3 separate regions of the Homo sapiens genome follow, and all the other regions are linked to region 1. A link is a contact called in ENCODE Hi-C or POLR2A ChIA-PET data. All regions are on one chromosome and are shown on one strand. Each heading gives the region's core, a stretch centred on a gene start or an enhancer-like site at or near the end of the contact. The rest is flanking DNA. Distances are from core to core; before and after follow the strand shown. Region 1 has its middle 25 kb from the start of CSTA. Region 2 overlaps IQCB1 (IQ motif containing B1). Region 3 has its middle 43 kb from the start of ILDR1.

Region 1 (5,055 bases), core at 763-3,262:
ATACACAAATTAGCACTATCCTCCAGAACCAAACTGCATCCACCTGGTTATAACAATCTCATTCTAAATCCCAGCAGTTTGGGAGGCCGACGTGGGGGGATCACGAGGTTAGGAGATCGAGACCATCCTGGCTAACACAGTGAAACCCCGTCTCTACTTTAAAAAAATACAAAAAAGTAGCCGGGCGTGGTGGCGGGCGCCTGCAGTCCCAGCTACTCCGGAGGCTGAGGCAGGAGAATGGCGTGAACTCGGGAGGCGGAGCTTGCAGTGAGCGGAGATAGCACCACTGCACTCCAGCCTGGGCGACAGAGCAAGACTCCGTCCAGAGCAAGGCTCCGTCTCAAAAAAAAATGCCATTCTATAATAAAAAAAAAATCCCTTTAATGCCTCTTTTATTAAACTCTCTTGAACAGGGTTCAATATAGTATCACCTTTTACCAAATTCCAGTGCAAAACAAACAAACATTTCAGATGGCAGTGTACTAAAGGATTCTTGCGAGTAACTCGCAGTATAATTTTTGTCAGGTCACTTACTGTGGTAGGCAGAATAATGGCCTCCAAATATGTCTATGTCCTAATCCCTGGAACCTGTAACTATGTTCTGTGGCAAAGGGGAATTAGGTTGCATATGGAATTATGATCACTAATCAGATGACCTTGAGATAGGAAAAGTATCCAGGTGGGCTGGATCACAAGGGTCCTTATAAGTGGAAGAGGGAGGCAGGAGAGTCAGGGTCAGAGTCAGAGAGAGATTTTAAGATGGTAGAAGTGACGAGAAGCCAAGGAACACAGGTGGCCTCTGAAAGCTAGAAACAGCAAGGAGCAGATTTTCCCTTAAACTTTCCAGAAAGAAATGCCAGTACCTTTAACTCAGTGAGATCCATTTTGGACTTCCAACCTCCAGAACTATAAGGTAACAAATTTGTGTTGTTTTAAGCCACTAATTTGCAGTCATCTGTTACAACAGCAATAGAACAGACACCTTCACACTTGCCCTTTCTAGGCCTCAGTTTTCTAATGTGTCCACTGGGGGAGGCAGGGGTGGTTCTGCTCTGACATTCTATGGTTGCGAGTCTTCCTGAACCGTGAAAGAATCAGGTCTTTCTCAGACCACAAAGATTTTGTGTGTTCAAACCACTGCAACTTCTGAAAACTTTCACATGGTAATAGGAATTGGTTGTCATAAAATTCATTTGACAATATGATGTTAGGATTAAATGACACTACAGAGAAAAATCAGACAAATCCAACATACTGAAATTCTTTCTATAGGACAACTGTTCTGGTCTCATCAAAAGGTCAGTATCTAGGTAGGTAGGTAGATAGATAGATAGATAGATAGATAGATAGATAGATAGATAGATAGATACACACACACATACATGGCACACATATATGGCATTTCTAATACACAAGTCTAAAGAGATATAGCAACCAAATATAATTATAACATTTGAATTAAAGAAAAATTTGGGAAATGTGAATTTGAACTGATTTTTAGATAAAATTGAGGAAGTATTGTTAGTTTTCCTAGGGGTGATAATGTGGTTATGTAACAAAATGTCGTTATATTTAGGGGATGAATGCCAAACAGTTTTGAGGTAACTGGTCACAATATCTGCAACTCAATTTTAAATGTTTTATACAAAAAAATAGACACAGATATATGTTAAAATATATGGCAAGATGCTCATAATTATGTAATCTGAGTGGTGATATAGAGGTGTTTGCTACACTGTTTCTGAATGTTTAGAAATTTGGTAACAAAAAGTTGGGGGATTTGTTTTTAAAAACTCTTTACAAATGTTTGTTAAACTTTTGCTCAGAAACTTTACATTTTGGATTCAAGATGCTCCCTTTGTATAGAACTGTTTAAAGCTATTTTGTAGCAACTCAGATTTGTGGCAAGATAACTACCACCTTATGTAAAATAGTTTAGATAAGTTTCCAGTCAAAAAGCTCATGGGAAAAAAAGTGATGTTCTTCTATGAATCAGTGGGAAATTACTGCCCTCTCATTGAAGAAAGCCTCACTTGGTGGAATGGGGATTTTTAGTCTGAGCAGGTCAGAGATTTTCATTTCTTGATTTTGCCAACAGAAGGGATAAAAGTGAAACTCTGAATATGATAAATAGAAAATTATTGCCAAGTAAAAGAAGGCAGGCACAAAAATTATTCCCTAAACACCAACATCCTACAACCAGTAGCAGAAGGAGGCTGCAAGAAATTTGTGTTTCTAAGTCTGACTAAAGTCCCAGAGCTGCGCCAGTCATTTTCTACGGACATACAAGAGAACACCAGAGAAAAAAATTAAACAGTATCATTCTAGTAAGCCCAGAGACAAGAACAGGATTAGCTAGAGATAGAATGAAAAATACTTTTATATAGTTTGCCTTTTTGACTTGAGAAAATATGACTAGTCAATACTGATTTCTATTTATATTAAAATAATTCTTAATATAAATATATTAGATATTATTAAAATAAGTAATATAAATATATTAGATATTAAGTACTAAAATAATACTTAATGATTAAAAGTTTTTATTAAAATGGTTAGTTTTTAATTTTTATTTGAAAATATATAGTTTAAATCTACAATGGAATTCATACAGAAAATTATAATTTGATCATATTGTGGATGACAGAGCCAAGATATCTGCTACCACCTGGTGGAGCATAACTGAATTGCAGTAAAAGCCTGAGATGAGAGGGTAGGAGAGATTGTCAACATCTAGCTTAAAGAAATCCCACCTAGGCCGGGTGCAGTGGCTCACGCCTGTAATCCCAACACTTTGGAAGGCCGAGTTGGGCGGATCGCCTGAGGTCAAGAGTTTGAGACCAACCTGGCCAAAATGGTGAACCCCCGTCTCTACTAAAAAAAAATCAAAAAAATTAGCCGGACATGGTAGCAGGTGTTCGTAATCCCAGCTACTCAGGAGGCTGAGGCAGGAAAATTGCTTGAACCTCGGAGGCGGAGGTTGCAGTGAGCCAAGGTCGCACCACTGCACTCTAGCCTGGGCGACAGAGTGAGACTCCTTCTCAAAAATAAATAAATAAATAAAAATCCTACCTAAGTCTTCATTCCAGAATCTTTATTTCTTATATTAATGCACAAAAATTTGACGTCTTCCATTATGGTTACCAAATATATCCAGTTTATTGAACATTGTGGGCTACAAACTCAAATAGTTTTACTTTCCTCCAGTTACTGCCTTTGACCAGGCTTTGCCAAATCTTTTTTCCCATCCCTTACCAGAATTTTGGGTAGAACCTACATCTTTCCAGTCATTTTCACTTATTAAAAAGAAGTCTTGTCTAGTGTAAAACTTGAGCTTTTGAGACTGAGTCACGCTCTGTCACCCAGGCTGCAGTGCAGTTGCATGATCTTGGCTCACTGCAACCTCTGACTCCTGGGTTCAAGCAATTCAGCCTCCCAAGTAGCTGGGATTACAGGGGTGTGCCACCACACCCTGCTCCCCACTAATTTTTTTTTTTTTTAGTAGAGACAAGTTTTTGCCATGTTTCCTAGGCTCATCTCAAACTCCTGGACTCAAGCAATCCTCCCTGCCCCCCGCCTGCCTTGGCCTCCCAATGTGCTAGGATTACAAGGTGTGAGCCACCATGCCCAGCCAAAACTTGAGTTTCTAATCCAATTTAAGGCTCACATTTTCTCCTCCCCATCACTCTGTCAAGAAAACTTTCTCTTAAGAGACTTAAGTGAGGAATGGCCAGGGTCTGTTTTTTCACTCATACCCACTTCCTTTTTCTGGGTCTGAAAGATGAAAGTGTCTCTCATTTATCTGGCCCCTTTTATAGGCCTCTCTTGGCTGCCTTTGCTTCTCTGGCTAAGACCAACAGGTTGCTAACATCAAATGACCAAGTAACATACACAGCAGCCAACTATTCACAAAGACAGGTCATTGCCTTTACCCCTGCCTATGTAGACAAAGAGTCAGAAACAAAGAAAGACCTGGTTGTTTGCTCAAGTTTCTGGTCACCTAAAGAGTGAGCCTAAGTCCTCAGGCCTCCCTGTTAGCTGGTCCTAGTTCCCTTTCTTAACAGTTTTTGTGGTAAGTAAATATAGATCATAGTAAATATAGATCATCAGTAAAGATAATAGGCAAAATAGAATAATATTACTTGAAATCAATTATTCGGCTCTGATATAAAAAAGACAAAACTAAACACTATTAACTTAGACAATTTATTTAAAAAGCATTATCCCAATAATGTATGTCATTAATGTACATCATTGGTTACTGAACCAACATATAATTTTAGAAAGTTTTTTTGAGAATATACAAATATCCCATAGTTCTATGTGCCATTCCCTATTAAAAGGAACCAGGACTTCTTAGAGAAATGATTGATTCCATGGCTGTGGTAGGAAATATACAAGCTGAATCTATGATATGTTATTGTGCCAAAAAACAAAGAAGCTATCAAAGTCCACTGTAATTATATCAAAAACACGTAAGAGCCAACTTGAGGGGCTTCTATAAGCCTAAGATGGAACAATATGAGCATCAGTAAAAGAAGATGATTGTAATTGATTGAAAACTTTTTTAACTTTTAAGTTCAGGAGTACATGTGCAGGTTTGTTATATAGGTAAACTCATGTCATGGGGGTTTGTTGTTCTGTTTATTTCATCACCCAGGTACTAAGCCTAGTACCCATTAGTTATTTTTCCTGACCCTCTTCCTCCTTCCACCCTCCACCCTTTAGTAGGCCTCAGTTTCTATTATTCCCCTCTATGTATCCATGTGTTCTCATTATTTAGCTCCCACTTATAAGTAAGAACATGTGGTATTTGGTTTTCTGTTCCTGCATGACTTTGCTAAAGATAATGGCCTCCGGCTCCATCCATGTTCCCGCAAAGGACATGATCTTGTTCTTTTTATGGCTGCACAGTATTCCATGGTGTATATGTACCATATTTTCTTTATGCAATCTAGCATTGATGAGCATTTAGGTTGATTCCATGTGTCTGCTGTTGTGAAGAGTGCTGCAATGAACATACACATGCAAGTGTCTTTATGACAGAATGATTTC
Region 2 (5,055 bases), core at 1,791-4,290, 510 kb before region 1:
AAGTCTCATGGCTCTCTGTCTTTGAAGTTGCAATTGTAATTTGAGGTCCTCTTCTTCCTTCTGCCTATTTATCTCCAGCAACATCTTTGATCGTTTGGATCTGTGATGGAAACAGTGTGTTATACATAATTTTCATAAATCATATGAAAAAATGCATAACCTCACTAGTAATCAAATAAATGTAAACAGAAAAAATTTTAAGATAATTTCTAGTGTTAATAAGGTATGATAAAATAGCTTGTCATCTGCTGCTGTTGTGCAATCTTTCTGTAGAAATATTTGAATATATGCATTAAAAGTCTGGAAAAATATTTGAAATATATAAATAAAAAGCCTTAAAAGTGATGACCAATTAATTCTATTACAAATAATTTTCTTAAGGAAATAATCAGATATATATGTAAAAATTTATGTTCAAAAATGTTCTCCACAGTATTACAACAGTAACAAGTTGAAAACAAACTTTGTCTCACAACAGCGAGTTGGATAAACAGATACTGGTTCATTCACCTGATGGGATGGGATTCTATGAACTATGAAAACATAAAATGTTCGAAGAATATTTAGTGACATGAGAATATACTGATGATCTAATGTCAGGTAAAAGGAAAATCAGGATATAGAAGAATGACATCAAAATTGTGTCAAAAAACTTACATTTACTTACACAAAAAAAAAATAAAAAACATTAAAATTTCAAGTGATTTTTACTGCATGATGTAATTACAGTTGATCTTTATTTTCTTCTTATGCCTATTTCTCAATTATTGACAACTGAACATTACTTTCATAACTGGTTATGAAAATTTTCATGTGACCACAAACATTTTATATAATTATAATTTCTGTATTATCTGCTTTTATTCACCAAAATTTCTCCTTAGCCATTCCCATCTAGTTTTTGTTGCTTCCAATATCACTATGTAAGGAGACTACAAGTGTCAGTTTACAGTAAATATACTCAAAATGCTTTCAGACACCCACAGAAAAAGAAAACGAGGATAAGAAGAAAGGCAGAATAAACTACTTAGTTTACCGCTATAGACTTAATTTGACATGTGTCTCCCTCAAGAACATTTTCTCTTAGATCTTTTTTTTAAACTGTATTCTTAGAATTAAACTGTAAACAAATGTGGTACCTTGGCTATAGCTTTGTACTCTTAATAGTCAGACTTCATTATAGTATAGTTAGGATTATTATGATTTTTCAACTGAATTTTCAACTCAAAATAGTTTATTTTGATTTTGATAAAATTTTGTGTGCCTGTGGTTGTTTCTCATAAATTCTTCCATCAATTACAACTTAAATTTTCTCTAGCTTTCTACTTAGGGCAGAGTAGAGAATTTATTTGTTTTGAAACTTCTTTCTTATCCCTATTATCAAGGGTAGAGAAGACCTCAAAAGTGTATGTGTGTCAAAAGATTCCAGAGAAGATCTAGGGCTAGTTGAATAGTTCTAAGTGTCTCTTGCTCTTTGTGAAAGCTGGAAATGAAGTAGGTAAGGGCCTCTCCCTTCCCAAAGAATAGCTGATAGCAACTTGCCTGTTCTACAGAACTCCATCACCTCAAAACTTCTGGGTTATACAGCATGCAGATAATAATGTTTTATCTCTTACCCATTCATAGAGGGTAAAAGAGAGCAGGCCCTAAACAGAGCCTCCTTTTAAACTGATTTTTAAAAAACTACCTCTGTGGCCGGGCGCGGTGGTTCACGCCTGTAATCCCAGCACTTTGGGAGGCCAAGGTGGGTGGATCACCTGAGGTCAGGAGTTTGAGACCAGCCTGGCCAACATAGCGAAACCCCATTTCTACTAAAAATACAAAAATTAGCTGGGTGTGATGGTGTGCACTTGTAGTCCCAGCTACTTGGGAGGCTGAGGCAGGAGCTTGAACCTGGGAGGTGGAGGTTGCAGTGAGCCAAGATCGTGCCACTGCACTCTAGCCTGAGTGACAGAGTGAGACTCCGCCTCAAAACAACAACAACGACAAAAAACTACCTCTGTTTCTAACTTCTAATTGGCTATAGATTATAATGTCTAATACTGCATTATCAATATTTTAAATACCATTTTACACTATTAGTATGAAAAACATAGTAATCATTAAAATTGCATCTGCTAGAATATTTAATCTGTCAGAAAACTGGGTTTGGGAAACAATTTAGGCATGTAGGCTATCAAATATGGCAAAAATGAAAAGACTATGGAGCATGAAGGTGGAAGTAAAGTACAAACCAGAAAGACAGGACAAAAGTGAGATTTGGGCCGGGCGCGGTGGCTCACGCTTGTAATCCCAGCACTTTGGGAGGCCGAGGCGGGTGGATCACGAGGTCAGGAGATCGAGACCATCCTGGCTAACACGGTGAAACCCCGTCTCTACTAAAAAATAACAAAAAAATTAGCCGGGCGTGATGGCGGGCGCCTGTAGTCCCAGCTACTCGGGAGGCTGAGGCAGGAGAATGGTGTGAACCCGGGAGGCGGAGCTTGCAGTGAGCCGAGATTGCGCCACTGCACTCCCGCCTGGGCCACAGAGCAAGACTCCGTCTCAAAAAAAAAAAAAAAAAAAAAAGTGAGATTTGGTGATTTAAATAGGGACTAAATTGTAAACAGGTGTGCTTATTGGATTCATATGTTTTACTTTCATATCTGAAAACATTTATTAGGAACTGAAGTGATTTTGAATGTAATTCCCCCATTTATTATTAAATAACATCGAGTTATTTTGTTCAGAGTTTCTCTAATCACTCAAAAATCAAACAATTATTCTTCCAACTGGTTTCTTTGTAAGAATTAGTAGGCACTGGACCACCTGGCATCTGTACTACACTTCTGAAGATGAAATGACTGATCAGATGTCATATTCTGAAATAAGTAAATTCCATGATTTACATTTAATCAATCTGAATTTTTACCATTAAAGTGGGAGTTGACCAAATTTTCTGCTGCCAAGACACTGTGCCTCAGAGGGAGAGAGAGAAAAAAGATGCTATCTGCATTTAAGAAGCTCAGTTTCAAGATGAAATCAACAAATGTAATTAAAACACTTAAAAATCAGCACTATGATAGAGGTAGGTAAATTGTGAGGTTTCTCTAAGATAACTAGAGCAGCTGTTAGCCGCTTCAGAAAACCTTGCTGAATAAGAGTACTTAAGAGACAAAGTTTCTGAATACGAGAAATGACTAAATAAAAAAGAAACCACTATGAAAGTGCATTAGCAAGGGCGTGACTATAAAAGAATGCCTCTTGCTGAATCTAAAGAACACTAATCAACCTGGACCCATAAGTGTGACCAGTGGGCAGTCTCTCTCCCAAAACCATGGGAAGGGGAAATTACTGAGATAAGTCCTGAGCACAAAAAGACAGAAATAACCTTTGAAAAAAAACCAAGCTACAAAGGAAGCAAGAGACATTTGCATGAACTGTTACAACTAATAGAAGAGCGAAGGTGCTGAACTGGAGAAAACTGAAAATTAAAAAATTAAATAGAATCCAACAGGTTAGAACCGCATTTCAGTATATTCTGGAACCTCAAATGCAAAAATACTGGAAAGGCAACAAACACAAAATGTGAGACTTAAATAATTTTTGCTTCACAGCTTATCTTTTTAATGGAAGTATTTATAACTCTTCTGGTTACATAAAGAAAGCAATGGAATTTCTATTTTAAAATAATGGAATATTAGATTCCATAGATACACTTCTAAGTAGAAAAAAATCTGTAATCCTGGGCTACTTTTAAATAGAGATTTTAATATTGAAAGAGAGAGTATATGAGCAAATTTGGGAACTCTTGTGGGACTAAACATTAATGCTCTGAATCCATGTATAAGGGTACCCTTAAATTTAAGATGACAGGTAACTAAGGATGATAGCAGGTGGAATCCATAAGTAATACCTACTCTATCTGAATTCACCACAGAGGCAATACCAAGAGCACCTCAGATGCTTTGGGTAGAAAAATATACACTGTGACTCAAAAAGTACTCAATATTTCCCAAATTTATCTAACCACAGAAATGCTTTTAAAAAAAAAACAGCTTGTAAGATAGGCAATAAACTTTGAGTAATAATAGATGGATAATACTTGCTTCTCATTAGTACTACCTATTTAATGCATCTATTTGTTTACCTAGATTTGTAAATTTTCAAGGACAGAAAATGTGCCATATGCATTTTTCCTTCTATCATTTTTTAAGTGCCAGATAATATGCTAAAAACTTTGTATTATCTCAAATTTTACATTATCTTGATCATACAAGTGTATAAACTATTATTCTCATTTTATAGATTGGAAGTTTGAGGCTGAGAGAGGTGGGGGATTGTCCAAGTTCACTCAACCAGTAAGCTGCTCAAGTGAGATACAAACTCGAATCTGTTAAATGCCTAGTACATATATCATATACTAGGCATTTGATATATATTTAAAAATTAATTCTTTTCTTTGCTACCAACAATATTCATGCCCAATAATATTTAAAATCCATCTTTAATTCTTCCCTGAAGAAAACGTTCATCAATTAATAGGATACCCACTAAGAGACACAGTTAGCTAGAGTGATTTCAATGTCTTCAACTCTGTGACTACATAGTATTTTGAACCCCAGAGCTATTTTTAAATGTTTTTATAACTGAGAAATGCATCTGCAGTTATTAAAAGAATAGTTTCAGTTTTCTTTAAAGAATTAACTTCTGTAAAATGCCAGTTTCATTTTAGCAAACTAAAGCTTGGCTTTAAGTTAGGCTGCATGAAAAAGTCACCTCTGAAACAGATCTTCTTTACCATAAATTACCTAGAAGCTAAGTTATTTTTTCTTGTTCTGTGACCTTGGAGGATCTGGATTGGTTAAGTCATTGCAGAAAGTGGGCTATGTCTTCAGTATTTCCTTTTCAGTCTACTTGAAATAAATGCCGAACTATATCATAATTCAATGAAGATATCCATCCATGCCATATTTATTCAGGAAAATCAGGTTAACAGACTTAAACTCTTATACGCATACATGTTATTGTTATAATTATACACACGAAATTATGATAACTGTTGGTTTAGAGGGT
Region 3 (5,055 bases), core at 1,613-4,112, 320 kb before region 1:
TCCACAGAATCCCCCAGCATCTTGATTAGCCATACATATTTTGAAAACCACTGGAATCACTGGTCATAAGTAGGGTGACCATATAATATAATTGATCACTCCAACTAGAACAATTTTGAGAGTGAAAGGAGGCACTAGTAATAAACATGTTGGGAAAATGTACGGTCATCCAGTCATAAAAGCCAAGTGATTTATTTGTTCACTCTGCATCCTTTACCAGCTAGAGTACATATTCAAAGATGAATATAGAAAATTTTGATAAAGAGCTCTCAATTATATCCTGGATTAGGTTATTGAATTTCAAGGCAAAACTTCTTCAAGCACTCAGGCAGAAAAGGTAAATATTTAATTAGTTATCACACTTTAGTGTGCATGAGAAGTACCTGGATGTATTGTTAAAACAGGCTACTCAACTTTATACTCAGAATTTCTAATTCTGTAGCCATAAAATGGGCCTGAGAATTTGCATTTTAACAAATTCTTAGGTGATATTGATGTTGCTAATCCAGGGGTCATATTTTTAAGAACCATTGATCTACAGAAGAAGAAGAAGAAAAAAAAACATAAGACTGTCCTCAGTTTTTTTCCACAGCAACATGTCATACTTTTAAGAACCATTGATCTACAGAAGAGAAGAAGAAAAAAATAGACTGTCCTCAGTTTTTTCCACAGCAACATGTAATACCAAATGATAATATTCTAAATAGAAACTTATACTGAGATGTAGTTGAAGTTTTAGGTCCACCAACAGCTTTTATAAACATGAACAGACTCTAGGAACATTGCCTTCTAGAGAACCTTTTGCAAAAGCCATAAGATGATAGTCACACTTTTTTTTTTCTGATAATAGGATCTAGGGGTTACAGTATATTTATGACCTGGCTGTCTAAAGAAAGGTTGTGATATGGTTTGGCTTTGTCCCTGCCCAGATCTCCCATCTTGAATTCCCACCTGTTGTGGCAGGGACCCAATTGGAGGTGATCGAATCATGGGGGCAGGTCTTTCCTGTGCTGTTCTCATGATAGTGAATGAGTCTCATGAGATCTGATGGTTTTAAAAAGGGGCGTTCCCCTGCACAGCTCTCTCTTTGCCTGCTGCCATTTACATAAGATGTGACCTGCTCCTCCTTGCTTTCTGCCATGATTGTGAGGCTGCCCCAGCCATGTGGAACCGTAAGTCCAATTAAACCTCTTTCTTTTGTAAATTGCCCAGTCTTGGGTATGTATTTATCGGCAGCATGAAAACGGACTAATACAGTAAATTGGTACCAGTAGAGTTGCTGAAAAGATATCCAAAAGTGTGGAAGTAACTTTTGAACTGGGTAACAGGCAGAGGTTGGAACAGTTTGGAGAGCTCAGAAGAAGACAGGAAAATGTGGGAAAATTTGGAGCTTCCTAGAGACTTGTTGAATGGCTTTAAGAAAAATACCTATAATGATATGAACAATAAGGTCCAGGCTGAGGTGGTCTAGATAGAGATAAGGAATTTGTTGGGAACTGGAGCAAAGGTGACTCTTGTTATGTTTTAGCACAGAGACTGGCGGCATTTTGCCACTGCCCTAAAGATTTGTGGAACTTTCAACTTGAGAGAGATGATTTAGGGTATCTGGAAGAAGAAATTTCTAAGCAGCAAAGAATTCAAGAGGTGACTTGGGTGCTGTTAAAGGCATTCAGTTTTATAAGGGAAGCAGAGCATAAAAGTTTGGAAAATTCGCAGCCTGACTATGCAATAGAAAATTTTTAAAAAACCAATTTCTGGGGAGAAATTCAAGCCGGTTGCAGAAATTTGCATAAGTAGCAAGGAGCCTAATGTTAATCCCCAAGACTATGGGGAAAATCTCTCCTGGCCATGTCAGAGACCTTCATGGCAGCCCCTCCCATCACAGACATGGAGGCCCAGGAGGAAAAAGTGGTTTTGTGGGCCGGGGCCCAGGGTCCCCATGCTGTGTGCAGTCTAAGGACTTGGTGGCCTGTGTCCCAGCTGCTCCAGCTGTGGTTGAAAGGGGCCAACTTAGAGCTCAGGCCATGGCTTCAGAGGGTGCAAGCCCAAGCCTTGACAGCTTCCATGTGGTATTGGGCATGTGGGTGCACAGAAGTCAAGAATTGAGGTTTGGGAACCTCTGCCTAGGTTTCAGAAGATGTATGGAAATGTCTGGATGCCCAGGCAAAAGTTTGCTGCAGGGGCAAGGCCCTCATGCAGAACCTCTGCTAGGGCAGTGCAAAAGGGAAATGTGGGGTTGGAGCCCCCACAAAGAGTCCCTACTGAGGCACTGCCTAGTGGAGCTGTGAGAAGAGGGCCACTGTCCTCTAGACCCCAGAATGGTAGATCCACTGACAGCTTGCACCATGCACCTGGAAAAGCCACAGGCACTCAATGCCAGCCCATGAAATCAGCTAGGAGGGGGGCTGTATCCTGCAAAGCCACAGGGGTGGAGCTGCCCAAGACCATGGGAACCCATCTCTTGCATCAGTGTGACCTGGATGCAAGACGTGGAGTTAAAGGAGATCATTTTAGAACTTTAAGATTTGACTGCTCGGCTGGATTTCAGACTTGCATGGGGCCTGTACTCCTTTGTTTTAGCCAATTTCTCCCATTTGGAATGGCTGTATTTACCTAATGCCTGTATCTCCATTGTATCTAGGAAGTAACTAACTTGCTTTTGATTTTACAGGCTCATAGGTGAAGGGACCTGCCTTGTCTAGATGGGACTTTAAACTTGGACTTCTGGGTTAATGCTGAAATGAGCTGAGATTTTGGGGGACTGATGGGAAGGCATGACTGATTTTGAAATGTGAGGACATGAGATTTCAGAAGGGCCAGGGGCAGAATGATACAGTTTGGCTGTGGCCCCGCCCAAATCTCTGTCTTGAATTCCCACATGTTTTGAGAAGGACCAGGTGGGAGGTGATTGAATCATGGGGGCAGGTCTTTCCTGTGCTGTTCTCATGATAGTGAATGAGTTGCACGAAATGTGATGGTTTTAAAATGGGTGTTCCCCTGCACTGCTCTCTTTGCCTGCTGCCATCCACATAAGATGTGACCTGCTCCTCCTTGCTTTCTGCCATGATTGTGAGGCTTCCCCAGCCATGTGGAACTGTAAGTCCAATTAAACCTCTTTCTTTTGTAAATTGCCCAGTCTCAGGTATATCTTTATCAGCAGCATGAAAACAGACTTATACAGATTATATTTACTAACCTCAGGTTCAGATGAGGTTTCCAGTAATATAAAACTTGACAATGCTCTATCTTTACCTACTACTATATTTCTCTGCCTACTTTCCTTTCATTCAAGCTAAAGAAATTAAGGCTCTGGTGCTGTTAAACTGTCTGACTCATCTGAAATGTAAGCCTTTATATTTGTCAAAAATTGTGAAATATGTTTGAGATGATTAAAATAAATCTGAAGGCTTGGCTAGTTCATGTATGTATGTATCTGAACTTCAAGTGAACTCTATGAACACTGTCCTCTATAAAAACTCCCACAAAAAAGTGCAGCTTTTTTTTCTGCAGAATCCTAAAAGATCAGAATAGCTTTGATTTTTAAGATGACCATCAGAATTCTTTGTTCCCCTTCTGTGGAAGTTGGAAAATAACTTTGAATAAAAATTATCTTTTTTGGGTTTTCTAAAATAAACATAACTAGTTTTGTTTACTGTAACAACAAAACTAAGTTGAGAGATGCAGAGGTGTAATATTAGAGGAAGTGTGAGAGTGCCAGTATTTTCATTTTCAATACCAGGAAGTCCATTTGAAACCTGAGGGTTTAAAGTACAATGATTCTAACTTCATCATGTTTTCCTTTGTCTTCTTTCATAATCTAGGAGGGTTCCTTAAGAAATAAAATCTCTTGAAATGAAAGATTTAAAGTTTAACAATTCCTCTAGTTTCCCTTCAATTTACTTTTCTTCTGTTAAAATCCAGCAAAACAGGTTTTATTTTTTATTTTTCTTAGACAAGGTCTCAATCTGTTGCCCAGGCTGGAGTGCAGTGACACGGTCATAGCTCACTGCAGCCTTGACCTCCTAGGCTCAAGCGATCCTCCCACCTCAGCCTCCCAAGTAGCTGGGAGTACAAGCACATGCCACCGTGATTGGCTAATTTTTAAAAATTTTTATTGTTAGTAGATACGAGGTCTTGCTATGTTGCTGAGGCTAGTCTGTAATTCCTGAGCTCAAGTAATCCCCCGACCTCTGGCCCCCAAAGTGCTGGGATTACAGGTGTGAGCCACTACAGCCAGCAAAAGTTTTTTGGTTTTTTTTTGACTAAAATTAGTAGCATTCATATGAACACATTTTAAAAGGTTATCTATTGCTCTCATTCTGTATAAGCAGAGAAAAAAATACTTGGAATGATGTTCATTTACTATGCTTAAAATTTTCATTGAGGTGTAATATACAAATCAGAAAATTCACTTCTTATGATTGTACAAGTTAACAATTTTTAGTAAATTTACAAGGTTGTTTGATCATAATAACAACCAATTTTAGAACATTTCTATCACTCTGAAAATAACCCTCATGTTCACTTACCATCTCTATTCCCACTCCAGTGCTGGGCAACCACTAATTTACTTTCTGTCTCTGTAGATTTGCCTTTTCTGGACATTTCGTACAAATAGAATCACCTCATATGTGGTTTTTGTATCTGGCTTCTTTTCTTTAGTATAATGTTTTTGAACTCATCCGTGTTGCAGCAAGTCAGTAATTTATTCCCTTTTATTACGGAAGTCCATGGATATGCCTACCACATCATGGAGTGAATTGTGTCCCTGTCCCCCAAATTCATATGTTGAAGCACTAACCCCTCAGTACCTCAGAATGTAACTATATTTGGAAATAAGTCTTTTAAGGAGGGCATTAAGTTAAAATGAGGATATTTAGGGTATGTCCTACTCCAATCTGACTGGTGTCCTAGAAAGAAAAGATCAGGACATATGAGAGAGAAAGTGAGAAGGCTACCATCTGCAAGCCAAGGAAAAGAGGCCTCAGGAGAAACCAAATCTGCAGGCACCTTAATCTTGGACTTCCAGTCTCCAGAACTGTGAGAAGTAAATTT

The links. A loop is a pair of places that touch in the nucleus more often than their neighbours do. ChIA-PET counts read pairs that join two places held with the same protein, here RNA polymerase II (POLR2A). Pooled maps may share reads with other maps.
Region 2: a pooled map shows a loop between it and region 1 (2.6-fold over the local background). The contact joins two enhancer-like sites. A Hi-C loop is called at or near these places in 2 of 50 pooled maps. POLR2A ChIA-PET finds 5 or more read pairs at or near these places in 2 of 52 experiments (T-cell and activated T-cell).
Region 3: a pooled map shows a loop between it and region 1 (14-fold over the local background). The contact joins two enhancer-like sites. A Hi-C loop is called at or near these places in 1 of 168 maps with a recorded cell type or tissue (CD14-positive monocyte), 14 of 37 single-sample maps with no recorded cell type and 10 of 50 pooled maps. POLR2A ChIA-PET finds 5 or more read pairs at or near these places in 2 of 52 experiments (OCI-LY7 and activated T-cell).

The regions. Positions count from the first base shown.
Region 1 is chr3:122,297,384-122,302,438 of GRCh38, forward strand. No RefSeq gene overlaps it. Among named protein-coding and RNA genes, the nearest start is that of CSTA, 25 kb to the right of the region's middle. Within about 2 kb of position 2,013, at least 2 of the 41 ENCODE cell types and tissues checked have a DNase peak (open chromatin) inside an H3K27ac peak, as active enhancers do.
Region 2 is chr3:121,790,116-121,795,170 of GRCh38, forward strand. It overlaps IQCB1 (IQ motif containing B1), which reads right to left. Exons shown (of 15, transcript NM_001023570.4): 11 at 1-100. Among named protein-coding and RNA genes, the nearest start is that of IQCB1, 42 kb to the right of the region's middle. RefSeq lists an enhancer at 4,842-4,891. Within about 2 kb of position 3,041, at least 3 of the 41 ENCODE cell types and tissues checked have a DNase peak (open chromatin) inside an H3K27ac peak, as active enhancers do.
Region 3 is chr3:121,976,574-121,981,628 of GRCh38, forward strand. No RefSeq gene overlaps it. Among named protein-coding and RNA genes, the nearest start is that of ILDR1, 43 kb to the right of the region's middle. Within about 2 kb of position 2,863, at least 3 of the 41 ENCODE cell types and tissues checked have a DNase peak (open chromatin) inside an H3K27ac peak, as active enhancers do.